2 separate regions of the Mus musculus genome follow, and region 1 is linked to region 2. A link is a loop called in an ENCODE intact Hi-C map of the cell type or tissue named here. Cell type or tissue: heart. All regions are shown on one strand.

What was found. Peaks named below come from ENCODE experiments on the same cell type or tissue, not always from the same donor. Only the 100,000 strongest peaks of a DNase experiment are listed, where the experiment ranks them.
Region 1: it touches region 2 in a loop (2.7-fold over the local background); 9 of 42 quality-filtered maps call a loop at or near these places.

The regions. Positions count from the first base shown.
Region 1 is chr10:112,081,259-112,083,758 of GRCm38, forward strand. Glipr1l2 (GLI pathogenesis-related 1 like 2) reads left to right here and starts at 2,096. Exons shown (of 6, transcript NM_026223.2): 1 at 2,096-2,342. The coding sequence starts at 2,118. In heart, no CTCF peak of the experiment used is centred here; no DNase peak of the experiment used is centred here.
Region 2 is chr10:112,137,640-112,140,139 of GRCm38, forward strand. No RefSeq gene overlaps it. Among named protein-coding and RNA genes, the nearest start is that of Glipr1l3, 21 kb to the right of the region's middle. In heart, a CTCF peak has its summit at 1,048; no DNase peak of the experiment used is centred here; H3K4me3 peaks cover 421 bases.

The DNA.
Region 1 (2,500 bases), 56 kb before region 2:
ATGACCTATCAAACAAAAGACCTGGAAGAAGTTTAAGTGTGACACTGTGGTCGGTGAAACTCTCCTTGTTTAACACGAAAGTTAATAATTTCAATGGTATGTAATATGTAATGATAGATTGTTAGACATATGTCCAAATCCACAGAATGTATTGCATCCAAATGAACCTTAATGTGAACTGTGAAGTCTGCACAGTAAGGCGCCACTGTGGGTTCACTGATTATAACACTATACAATTACACTAACTCATGGGTTGTTTTTGTTTTTCTTTTTGATTTTTTGTTGTACACAGGATTATTAATGGACATGTGACTGGGGAGGGTTTTTTTTTTTTTTCATTTTGTTGCTTTGATAATAGTCTTTTAGAGTTGCTTTTATAATAGTCTTACTATTATAGCCTGAGATAGTCTGAACTTGCTGGGTAGCCCAGGCTGGTCTAAAACTCATAATTTTCCTGCCTCAGACTCCTGAGTCCTGGCCTCAGAGGAAAATAGCACCATGCTTAGCTCCAGTAAAGGATGCTGATAGTGGAGAAAACTTTATGTTTTTCGAGGAGAGAGATCATGTGAGACATAATTGTACTTCTCAACCTACAAACTTCCCTCTAAAGTGCTCATCTTTTGTTAAAAGAAAAAAAAAAGCTAAATAAAATGAAAAATTACCTTTGAGATTTAATGGCAAAAGTGCTTTTTTAGACAAATTACTTGACCTCCCCATGAACTGACTTTCTATCTGCTTCAGGAGATTCAGATGATAAGTGTTTTATAACGTTAATTTAAACAATTTAAAATAATATTCACAACTGCACTGTAATTCACTGTCTTGATGGAGAGACTCATTTCTACTGTTCTCAGCTTTTATAGCGTCATGGACTCTATAGGAAGTATCATAGAAATATTTATCAACATAATTGAAATCTCCATTGAGATGTGACCATTGTTAGGTTCGGGATGGAAGCTGAAAAAAAAAATCATTTTAGAAACGGAAGCTTAAAAATGAAAGCTTTATTTTCTGAGCGCTCTGGAAGGTGGCCAGTTCCGGATTGGAAGCACATCCCTCAAGGGAGATTGTACAACATTTTCAAGGATAGGAACACAAAGTAAGGTGGGGCAGGAGCTGTATTGTATTTTGACATTATATGTTAAACAAAGGATTATCTGATGGAGACTGGGCTGTATTCGGAGCTCTTGGCTTCAAGATCCTTAGTTATTTCTCCTAGACTTTAGGTCCAGAGCTCAGAGAGATAAAGGGACAAAGGCCTGTGAACTTGTTTAACCCTGCCAGCAAGCTATCCTGAAGCTGATCAGCTATAGGGAAGTCCCCAGCTGCCCCAGGGCCTGGGACCTTGAATTTAGTTTCTCCCTAAGACTGAATATAGTCTGAAAAGGGAATGGTAATACTTAGAATAGAGCAACCATCACTAGTCCATATTACATTAGAGAATATGTCTGATAAATGGGGTCCATACAAGTATCAAAATATCTCCCAAATATAAAATCACTTCATTCCCATTTGAAAGGGCAGGCTATGTCTTGTCCTCTCAACCATTTAGTGTGCTGCCTGGCAGTAAGCATTAAAAGAATAAAGGCACAACTGGAATCATCTTTTGTAGGCTCACCGCTTTTCATGACATAAATCAACGGTAATTTTCACTTCTTTTTAGTTATTTCGGGATAAATATTAAAGAGAATGCTCTGTCCCAAAGAGTGACAACTATAAAAACACTTCACAACTCAATAAACAAGAAAAACAAACAAACAAACAAACAAACAAAGGTGAGCTGAATGTTAGTAACATGGGAAGAAAGACAGTTTCCCCTTCCAGGGGAACTCAGATTTTTTAATCATTCAACACAGACTAATGTTTGATCAATGAATGATCACAGCCTTTGGTGTCACAAGTCAACTCTAGCTAGTGCTCAATTAGTCTTGTGAAAAACATGTACTCATTTAATTTTAATCTGTCTTTGGTCATTCGGTAGACATTTATCATGCATTTTTCTTCTCGCTTCTTGCTTCTCCTTCTCTTCTCAATTAAGAGCCCTCCCTCGATCCGTAGATTGGCAGGTCACAGGGGTGGACTGGCGCCTGCGCACACTGGCTTGTCCGCCGGTGACCATGAAGGCCTCTCTGCCTTGGTCTGTAGTATGGCGTGCCCAGTCGAATTACGTACGGCTAAGAAGAGTACTGAAGCTGTGTGAACTGTGGCTTCTATTGGTGGGCTCAGGTTTGAACGCCAAACTTCCGCTTGAAGAGGATGTAGACTTTATCAATGAATATGTGGGTCTCCATAATGAGCTTCGAGGCACGGTCTTCCCCCCAGGGGTGAACCTGCGCTTCATGGTGAGGCCAGAAAGCTGTTTCTCAGGCCACGTTTCCAGAGCGTGGGGAAGCTCAGAGAAAATCTCATTTGAGTTTAAAAATACATCTTTTTAAATGTAGCCATTACCTCTCTGATACGTGATCAGTTCCATTGTTTTGCCCAGAACCAATTGTGGGAA
Region 2 (2,500 bases):
CCCAAATAAAATCTCACAAAGTTTGTGCCAGAAACCACTGTGCTCATTCAATTTTAAGAGGAAGGATAATTCAGATTTGGTGGAAGAATAACAAGGAGAAGGAAATAAAAAATGCTGGCTAGAAAAACATATCTTCGGTAAATAGGACTATATGAGCATTATGGTCTGATGCACCCCCACCCCCCAAGAATAGCTGTAGCCATTTTGTTCCATGCCTGCCTGCTATTTCATATTGTTGCTGTAACAGGCCTACCAGTCATTGACACAGAGAAGTGACTTGACTCAGAGAAAGGACATGCTGACCACATACCCTGTTTTGTTCTGTCTCTTCTGAATGTCCTGTATGAGGTTTTCTAATCTTAAGAAATCCCACAAAACTTTATGCAGGACCCACTGAATCAAAGATAAATATTAACTGTTATGTCTAAAATATCTTGAGTCAGGGCTGACCTCTTGGCAGCACTTACTGCACCTGTGTACAAGCTCATTGAAGTTTTTCCTTTATAAGCAGACAGAAAATGATATCCACTGTCATAGTTCAGATAATTCTAAGCTATATCCCTGTTTTGACCAGTACTAGGGTGTGCATTGAATTATTTTTGCATGAGATCACTGTTCATATGGTTTGTGTGCCGATTCCTGAACCCCAACACTGAGGAAATACTGACTACACAAGATAGAGAAAGTGAACAAGAAACAAATTGCCAATTGAAGGAGCATTTCACAAAGTAGCATCAGGTTCTAAGCGATTGCTCTGCTGTTGAAGGCACCTGTCCACTTAAGTTACATCCCCAGAGTCCACAGGTCAGAAGAGAATTGACTCTGAAAGTTGTCTTCTGATATCTACATGCTTGTCATGGCTTGCACTTGTGAATATGTATGTGCCTGTGCATATGTGTATACATACACAGTAAAAAAACAAAAATTTAAGTGTATTAGAATTTTATAAATTTAACAGGAAAACAAAATCTCATTTCATAGTTAATTTACCAAATGATTGAAAATATCCAAGCTAGTGAAATTGGAGAGCCGCAATAACATTTACCATCATAAGATGGCGCTGTCTCTGCAGTGCCTTATGCCACCTAAACAAAGAAAGGGGTATGTGCGCATGTGCAAGGAGCAAAAGCCTGCCAAGTCACTAGCCCATCCAGGGGCATAGGAGATCGTGGGTGAAGCTGCCAGTCGGTTATAGACACGTCACACCAGGGGGTATTTAAGCAACACGTTTCTGAGCCTTCTTTGTCTTTCTCATCAACATGTAATAAAGATTAGCTACGGAAGGATCTTGTGCCCCGTGTGAGTTCCTGCGGGCGGGAACAATATCTCAGGACAAGTGAAGACATAAAAACACAACACTAACATGTTGCTGGTATTCACTGAATGTGCCACTGTTGTTGTCAATAGTAACTGCTGTATTTCAATTTTTAAAAATCGTTATATCTTTAAAGTCTTACTTCAGAACTTTTTGTGAAGGAACTAATCCTCAAGACAGAAAAGACATATCTCTAGGAATGGAGGTCTCATGTATTTTGTAAGATGAATTAGAATTGCTAACCAGACTAATAAGGAAAGGGTTTCTTACTTGCTAGATTTTTGCAATCATTTTTTAATGGAAATCATGAAATCTCCAATTAATGAGCTAATTAATTGGATTCACATGTTTTCCCAAGGCCAGATATATCTCAGGTCTGATTCCTCTGACCAAGAATTAAGAGTCCTGCTGCCCCTGGCTTTAGAAATTATAGATTACATTAAATCTCCCAGACTTAACGCCTTCTGATCCTGGTAATAGCCAACTAGGTATATAACTAGTGAAAATTCAATGCAGGCAAAAAAACAAAAACAAAAACAAAACAAACAAACAAAAACAAAACAAAAACAAAAAAAACAAAAACAAAAACCCCAGAACTCTGGAAAACTGGAAGAAAAGAAAAAAAACAAACAAATCTTAATTGAGTTTTTTGTTTGTTTATTTTTGGAAGAATCATTGTGAAAACATTTACAGTGGAAAATAAAATAAAATAGGGTCTGATCTTATATTTGAATTACCCCAAGAGCCTCACTTTTTACTAATTCACATCCAAGGATCTTTGATAAGATTATATTGATTCTTAAAGTTTGAAAAACAATTGCATTAAAACACAATTTCTGAGGCAGGAGTTGGGGAGCACCCTCACAGACTTTAACATTTATTCTTGAGTTTGAGGGGTAATTTATATATTTTGCATAACAGTCATGGATCAGGTATGTTTTTTAAAAATATTTCCTGCTTTTGTTGTTGTTGTGTGCAAAAGTTCATTGCCAAATAGAGTTAAGAAGCACTTCTGCTTTTGTCTTCTACAAATGATTGCAGAACACTGTTGCAATAGTTTCCTTTTTGTTTGTTTTGGTTTCTCCCATTGTATGGTATCTTCCCCACCCCCTGCTGTACTGGAGCTCACTCTGTGGAGCCCATGCTGGATGAAAAGTCCAAGATTCGCCTGCTCCTGCCTGTGTA